Linked DNA regions of Homo sapiens: region 1 is linked to region 2. Evidence: chromatin loops called from intact Hi-C (ENCODE). Cell type or tissue: IMR-90. All regions are shown on one strand. Links, peaks and the distances in the headings refer to the core of each region. The heading gives the core; the rest is flanking DNA.

Region 1 (4,396 bases), core at 208-4,207, 110 kb before region 2:
CTGGTGACAGAGAGAGACGCCATCTCAAAAAATAAATAAATAAATCTGGTAACCAGTCAAAGAAATAAATACATGAGCATTGCTCTTTTTAGAGAATAGGGCTAAATAAAACATGGCTCTTGCAGTAAGGACCAGTAAGGATGAGAATCTGCATTCAAAGACAACTATAATGGGGAGGAAGACTCTAGTGAGGACTGTGATCTGGGTAAAGGCAAAGTGTTTGGGGAAAGGAGTCTAAAAGAGGAGGTGCCTCATCTGGACTAGAATAGTCTGGGAGGGTTTCCTGCAGAAAGGGGCTGTAGCTCGAGGTGGAGGAGAGGGAGAAACTCCCAGTGAACATCCCACTGCCAAGACGCCTGTGAGGTGTGAAGAAAGGAGCCCAACGTCCTTCACTTTGGGATCTGCTGAGATCACACGTACTGGGCGGAGGGGCGGAGGTGGGGGGGTGGTGGTGGAGGTTGGACATGAGGGGTCTCTGGAGTGGCAGCTGTCACAGGGTTGGCTTTAAGATCTGTGAAAGCCAAGCCATTGCCAGCTCCCAGTCTTCTGGTTATGTTGAAGTAGTGGGACCAGATTTCCTGGGTGGCTCTTAAGCCTGCTCTGAAAGTAGTTTCCTGCCAGGCCACGATGCCTGTCCCAGTCCTGCAGGGGGGACTCCTTGCCCTCTGCACCTTGTGCCACAGCCCCCTGTGTCCTCTCTCCCACCACATTTCCACATTCCTGGTCACTCCTGCTTACCTGCCTGTCTCTCCTCCTAGGAGGTGAAGACCCCCTGGATGGGAACTGGAACTTACTTGTGATTGAATCCACAGCAAGCCACCCAGGGAATGTGTGTGGCTGAATGCATGAAAGAATGAGTGAAGAATGATAGTGTGAAGGCCACAATCAGAATCCAAGTTCTTCCAGCCTGAGGTCCTTCCAGGCAACTACTTAGAAAGAAAGAGGGAAGGAAAGGAGGGCATGTGGATGGGAGGGGGGAAAAGGGTGAGAGGATAGGAAGAAGGAAGGAAGGAAGGAAATAAGGAAGAAAGAGAAAAGGAGGAAAAAAGAGGGTGGGATGAAGGGAGGGGAGGAATAAAAATGGTTCCACCATGGTGACACTCATTTTAATAAAGATATAGCTAAAGATCTCATGCTATGCTTGAAAGTTAAAAGAAAGATAATTTGAGTCAACAAGAAAAGTGAAATATGTCCTCAATGATGCACAAATTAACTTCTAAAAAAGACAGCAGGATTTGAGAAGAGCCTGCCACCCACTGCTAGGATGTGATGGCCAGAGACTTACTTTCATGATGACAAGCCTGCAGAACCATCTCTGCTCTGGCCTCTGAAGCAGCCAATCAGCTGCAGGAGGCTGAGCTGCGTGAGAAGTCCAACTTCAAGGATAGATGCTGCAAAATAGCAATGTCTCCCCACCAAGCGGAGGTGGATGCTCATTTTATGGAACTTCTTGATATGGTCTGACTCTGTCCCCACCCAAAATCTCATCTGGAATTGTAGGTCCCATAATCCCGACATGTCGTGGGAGGGACCTGGTGGGAGGTAATTGAATCATGGTGGCACTTCCCCCCCATACTGTTCTCATGGTAGTGAATGTGTCTCATGAGATCTGATGGTTTTATAAATGGGAGTTCCCCCGCACAAGCTTTCTTGCCTGCTACCGTGTAAGATGTGACTTTGCTCCTCATTCGTCTTCCTCCTTGACTGTGAGGCCTCCACAGCCATGTGGAACTGTGAGTCAATTAAACCTCTTTCCTTTGTAAATTACCCAGTCTTGGGTATGTCTTTCTAGCAGCGTGAGAATGAACTAGTACACTCCTTTAAGTCAAAATTCCAGCTGAAGGAATTTCGAAGAATGCTGAAGGCTGGGAGACTTCCATGCATTTTCAGGAGTGCATTTTCAGGTATTTACTGCCTCCACCTCTGGGCAGGAGAGCCAGCGGGTAGTGCTGTCCCAGGGGAGGACATGATTCTCTTCAGTCCCTTTTCATAATGCATACCTGAGCAGACACAGAGGACCCTGACACTGAAATCCCAAGGACACTCATTCCCCTGCTTTCAAAAGGCCTTCATCTAAATCAAATTCTCATGATCCGATAACTACACTAACAGCAGCCATTCGCTGAGTGTCAGCCCTGCACTCGATGCTATGCTAAGCGCTACATGCAAATGCCCTCATTTAATTCTCACAATTACCCTCCAGTAGGTTAGTTTGAAGAGTTACTATATTGTATATTTCTGCTAAATTGGAGAGCTTTTCTCTGGGCAAATGCAAGAGCTTGCAGTTAAGTACCTTATCCACTAAGGGGCATTATCATCTCACATTAAAAATACCAGACCTGGTCAGGTAGGTACCGAACACAAATGCAGAAATTTGTGAAAAAAGGACAAAGCAGAAGTATCAAGTTCAACATCCTGAATATTTTCTAAACGTGATTCCACTCATTTGTAAAAAGTGTTTAAACTCACAGTTGTAGTAGCCAACGCTTACTTAATGTAGTAACTCAATTGCTGCTTCAAGGTCATTTCAAAAGCATCTGTCTTGACCACTTTGCCAGAAAACGGGGCTATGACATTTGAGAAGGAAACGTGAATAGACTTAGCCATTTGGCTTAGTAATTATCCTCTCCAGCCCCTTCAACTAGTTTCTTAAGTCACGTTTTCCACTGAGGAAAACATCTGTGTTGTGGCTGAATCAACTTCACTCAAGTTAAGGGTAAAAAGAAAGGTTGGAATCCTACCACAAGCTTATCAGAATGAGTTTCTATAACTCATTTAAACAAAACCCCCACTTAAAATTATATTTTGAGTCAGAAAATACTCTGGAAATGGAAATGCACATAGTTGAAGACCCTCAATTCATGATCTGTACCCCCGAGCCTGCTTTTATGGACAGATGGGAGATGGACAAAGGTACAAGTTGCTCCCATGGAGGATGTCCCTGCAGGAAATCTGCAATCCACAAGAGAAGGCAGCAAAGTCCTCATGGAACTTCCCTGTTTAGATTGATAAGCCAAGACCACAATTAAACCAAACAAACAAACGCACAAAGTTTATCTCTGAATTTCTGTGTAAGCCCAGCCTGGCTCCTGATGACTCAGCGATGCTCTATCCTGATTTAAACTTTCCCCTGTCGTCGGGGTTCCCAGGCTGCTGTCTGTGGCCACACAGTCCTCTACATTCGAACGCTTTGCCTTTCACCCTCTGGAGAGCCTGCAAGCCTCCCAGACAGATCAAGCACTGTTTGGGCTATTTCTTCATTCCACTTGAAGACAGCAAATTGTGATTCCAACATGAGGTCTGAGTTGCTCCCCAGCTCATATCATCTGACAACCCAGCTCAGCTACACAAAATAATCTCAGGTCCTCTGGTACTCAGTGGAAGATGGAAAATACACTGAGACGGAGCGTAGAGACACCCGGTCACCTGCCACGTAGCAGCTGTATGGCCTTGGCAAGGTGCCACATCCCTCTCCACAGCTGCCTTTTCTTGAATGCCTACTGGATGCCAAGCTCTTTGCTGGCTCTTACTCATCTTCAAAATCTCTCTGCAGAGTAGTGCCTTTAGATAAGGAAACTGCGGCACAGCAAGATTCTGGAACTCATGAAGACCATTCCCTTCTGTGTGACTCCATTAGATGGACTGGATCAGGCTCCAAACAGGAGCCAGTAGTTCTTGTCCATAAAGGAGCTCTGGCAATGAATTCTGCATAAATTGCTTCTAACCATGAAATACAAAATGGCTTATTGTTTTTTCTTTGAGTTTTCTAGGCTCTTACTGCTCTGAGCATGGTCTGGAGACTGGCACCCACCTGGGAGCTTATTACAAATGCAGTCTCTCAAGCCCCACCTCAGAACTGCTGAACGCAAGTCTATGTTTTAATCGAATCCTCAGTGTCCTCAAGTTTGAGAACCACTGCACTTGACTAAAGATCTGAAGTCCCAGTGTCATATCCCCTTCTCTTCTGCCTCCCCCAAGTAACCAGTGGTCGTTTTAGGATTGGTCCCGAAATCCGGAGTTCCTCTCCTACTGGTTTAGTATGCATTTGGTTTTACAAGTGGGCCCCTTGATTAGTTCCACTTGCACAAATGAAAGTTTACATTGTAACCAGGGATAGGACCCACTGAGCCCCCACTGCAGGCTGGGCTTTGTACTAAGTGCTTCACATACAATATCTCAGTCCTTGAGCTGGACTAGATGGCTATGAAGTCTTCACTCTTTCTACAACCAACACTGCCTCCACTCTCCCAGCCTGTTTCTTCACCTGCAAATGAGATCACACAGAGGTAGACCCAATGATCCCTCAGATCCCTCCAAAAATAAGATTTATGAAATTTCCAAGGTTCAACTCTCCACAAAAATATCTGTTATAATAGAAAATCTAGATCGCTAAATG
Region 2 (4,396 bases), core at 146-4,145:
TCTCTTTGAGTGTCTGTCTCCTCCTCTAGACTGTGAACTCGTTGAGAGTAGGTGTCATGTCCCAGTCATCTCTGAAGCTCTGCATCTAGCATAGTGCTTGGCAGAGGGAAGACAGTGAAAGCTTACAGATGGAACGAATGAACGAGGTGGTTGATGATTCAGTGACACACGAGTCGTTGCATGCTATGTTAGTTTTTCTATAACCCCTCATGTGTTTGCAGCCTTTCAGAATACCTGACCTTTGCATTCTTTAACTTATCGTTACCATAGTGCTTCCCTAGAAGGCTAACAGTGACAGTATAATTATTCTCCTGTTATACACAAAAAACTCAAGTACTTGAGAGTAAAGTGGCATGACTGAGGTTGACATCAGCAGATGGAGGAGTTAGGACCAGTACCTAGGTAGTTTGACTCCAGAATGGGTTTTTTCCACTTCATCACATTTTATCTTTTCCAGCCAGTATGCATTCCCTTTCTGCCTTTGGGGATTGGTTCAATATTTCTTCTGTTGGAGCTGGGTGGGGGACACTCCAACAAATACCTAGCCCTTGCCTCTTCTGATTCTTCTGGAAGGAGTCCACTTTCCATGAGTGGAAAATCCAAAAGAAACTATTATTCTGGAGAGGCCCAGTGCCTGATCTCTCATGCTCTACATTTCCCAACTCTCTTCCGGAAGTTACACTCACCCCAGATGACTTCAGAGACTCTTTCCGAGGCTTAGAGCAATAGTAATTGGCAAGCACTGTAATTGCCAACAGTCATTGGCAAGATACTGTTTGGTATCCACCTTCTTAAAATGGAATATGAGAACATATATTATTCTATTTTTTTAAAGTCTTTTTCCTCTTCTCTTCCTCCTCCTTCTCATTCTCCTCTTCCTCCTTTTCCTCCTCTTCACCTTTCTACTCCGTCTTTATTCCTGTCTATTCCTTGCAGCATTTTAAAGCTCTTCACACACATATGGGCAATTCAATTTTTTTCGCTAAGTCACTTTTGCTTCATTATCATTAAAACTAATGTGTATTTTTTTCTGCAAAACTTTGCTAAAGTCCCTAGCTAGGATACAAAAAACCTGGGTTCTAGTCATTTTTTCTTAGTCACTGGCCTTGTGACTTCAGAAGAGTCACATAATCTTTCAGTTCTCTTATTAATCATGTTTCGTTTTCAATTATTTATTTTCACGATTGCCTTCCCTACTGGACAGTGAACAAGTAGAAGGTAAGGCCAATATTCTGTTCAAATATGTATTCTTAAGGCCTAACACAGTTTCCAGCAGATATTGGTTGAACTCAATGGCGCATTGAATGTCAGAGAGAGGATAGGAGGCAATTAACTGCAGAAAAGGTACACTGAGAAGCCCTTCTCACCTGTTGGGTGCTTTCCTTGATATTTGAGGAGGAAAGTAACAGGGTCAAAGGGGTGGGAGGTGTGGAGATGATGACAATGATGATGATGACAATGTGTGTGTGTGTGTGTGCAAGCACTCTCCTGTGCACACATATGTGATGTTTGTTCAGAATGGAGGACATAGAGTTGCTGGCAGCAAGGGAAGGAAGGGAGCCACGAGTGACAAAAACCCAGATAGTGGATCACTGAATATCGGGATTTGATGTAACCAGAGAAAATGGAGTCAAAATTCCCTGGCCCAATACCCAACAGAAACCTAGTCAAATACCCATGATCTTAGCACCACTGTGTGGCAAGAGCTGGGAGTCAAGAGTTCTTCTAACTCATTGGGTGACACAGGGAAAGCTGCCTCTACTTTAAGGTGACCTTTCAATTTCCAAGACAGCAGAAGACAATGAAGGTTGTCAGCTGAACTTTCGAGGATGCAAAAACACCCACGAGTTGTTGAGTGTGCCATGCTATTTTCTGGGAAAACAGAGGCTTACTAGGATTTGCTTGTTTTGGAATTGCTTCATATCAACATTGCCAAGGAAAAGGCCACACGCTGCCAGAAAGCCGAACTATGATTAGGATTGTTGGGCTAGGGATAAGAATTGCCCAGAAGATAGGATTTTTTTTTTCCAAAAGAAAGACTGTGAAATATATATGAAGGTGAAAATAGAGTGACCACATATGATTAGTGTGATTGGGACCAAGACATTATGGAGAAAGCAATTCTGCTTAAATATCTAAAAGCACAAGAGATACCACAAATAAATCCTAGGAGAGAACACAAGTCAGGAGATTGACATGGGTATGAGGAATATAGGAAAGTATTTTTACCAACATAAAGAGGAGTGTGGAATATATTTCCTAAGAATGCTTCATACATCCTATCCTCCTGATATGGTTTGGCTCTGTGTCTAAATCTCATCTCAAACTGCAATTCCCACATGTCAAGGGAGGGACCTGGTGGGAGGTGATTGAATTATGGGGGTGGTTTCTCTCATGCTGTTCTCGTGATAGTGAGTGAGTTCTCATGAGATCTGGTTGTTTGATAAGTGTCTGGTGCTTCTCCCCCTCACTTACTCTCCTGCCGCCTTGTGAAGAAGGTGCCTGCTTTCTCTTCTGCCATAACTGTAAGTTTCCTGAGGCCTCCCCAGCCATGCAGAACTGTGAGTCAATTAAACCTCCTTTGTTTATACATTACCCAGTCCCAGGTAGTATTTTTACAGAAGTGTGAAAATGGACTAACACACCTTCTTAGGAATAATTTTAACATTAAATTAATGTTCAAGATAATACAAATAGTAGTGTTTATATAAGAAAATATTTTGTGTAAAAAGACCCAGAATCTCAGCTTTGTGTATTCTGTAGCTGTCCCAATAACAATTTTCTTGTAATTAAGCAGCCAGCTGTTCACTGACTCTCAAATGCTTTTCCCATTACAATGGCCAGCATGAGAGGCTGAGACATACATCTCCATCCTTATGTAAGAATTTGGGGGCATTTCAACAACTCAGCTGACTGTGTTTCATCTTCTCAAAGTACTTCTGTTTTGATCATTTTTTCTTATGAAATAGGGAAAATAAAACAAGAAAAACCAAAACCACAATTCCTATGAGTTTCATACCTTGTAAGTGTGTAATAACACTGCCAATACTCTCTGTGAGCATCAAGGTAACTTTTCCATAAAACATCAGGTTTTGTTTGTTTTTCTTAAACTTAAGAAAACAGGTTAAGAAGCATGTTTTCTCCTGTCATGATTTTGCAACGTTAAAGGCAACAGAGGGGTCTGTTTCCTGCATGTTTACTTACTGCAGAGCACGGGATTGTTCTGCACGTAGTACTCCGCCAGTTGTCTGGGCATCATTTCATCCTTCTTGACTATGTCTCATCAGGTTTCTCTCTGAGTTGATGATCTATTTTAAGAGTCACTGTTTCACTCTGCTACATCTGAGGAAACACTGTAGAACAATGCAAAACTAAATACTGGTTCTACATTATTGCAGGGGAGAGACTTTTGGCATATGTAGCCACCTTTCTCATAACATAAAAGAGCTATAAACATCAAAGCCCAAATAGATCTGAGACCACCTGTAGCCCAAACTAAGGAGAGAAATTTAGCCCAGAGCATCTTTAGTTTGAACACAAGTGAATATGATTCCTGGGCAGAATGTCTAGAAGAAAAATAAATGGGCACTGCATCTTTCTTTGTCTATAGAATGAGGTAATAAGATGTCAGATGAGAAGTGATCATGGTTTGGGACAACTGGTAAATTGGAGAAATTTGCTTTCAAAGGCACTAGCCTGCATATTCCCTGCACAGTGTCTCAGGCTCTCTGAAAGGCAGTTGATGACTTAGACGCTTGAAGAAATTAGTGTTAGTCATTTTCCACTAGAAAGACTATGTCATGGCGTGCTCTCTCCTCATCTTCCTTTCTCATTGGACCCATTTCTTCTTCCTTCTTGAAGTCATCATATGACGTGGACTCCATATCTGACAAGCACCAGTGATCACAGAATGAAAGTTCTGCCTCTCTGCCTGCAACTTCACAGTGCAGAGAGGGTCAACCCGAATGTTTGTACTCAACAGTTCTTGACTTTCATTTTCTAAGTTCATCATCACTTTTTAAGCTTTCGGGAGTCCTGGGTTTTAACTGTTTGCAGGAATTCTGGTTTCTAATTACTGTGAATGATACCTGACAATTTCCTTGGCCACAATTTCTCTGTCTGAATTTTAAACATCAAAAAATATACTGCACTTAATAGCCAAAAACACATTTTAAGTAAAAAAGTTTAATATACTCATGATGATGATAATTTTCCAACCATAGAGAAAATGGTTTCATACACTTGTTTTTGCTGAAATGCTGGCAGTGTGTGTCTATTGAGGCATTCATCTCCTTCCTACCCAAGAGACTCTTCCCATTGCCTCTAGGTTGAGGCTCACATCCCATCCTCCAGCAAGAGAGTGCTGCAAGGCCGTTCAGAATAGAGATTTATGTGT

Evidence for each region. Peaks named below come from ENCODE experiments on the same cell type or tissue, not always from the same donor. Only the 100,000 strongest peaks of a DNase experiment are listed, where the experiment ranks them.
Region 1: it touches region 2 in a loop (8-fold over the local background); 17 of 110 quality-filtered maps call a loop at or near these places.

Annotation. Positions count from the first base shown.
Region 1 is chr2:16,611,338-16,615,733 of GRCh38, forward strand. All of the region lies in intron 2 of CYRIA (CYFIP related Rac1 interactor A), which reads right to left. Among named protein-coding and RNA genes, the nearest start is that of CYRIA, 52 kb to the right of the region's middle. In IMR-90, for the core only: a CTCF peak has its summit at 2,293; no DNase peak of the experiment used is centred there; H3K27ac peaks cover 395 bases.
Region 2 is chr2:16,725,655-16,730,050 of GRCh38, forward strand. No RefSeq gene overlaps it. Among named protein-coding and RNA genes, the nearest start is that of CYRIA, 62 kb to the left of the region's middle. In IMR-90, for the core only: a CTCF peak has its summit at 1,696; no DNase peak of the experiment used is centred there.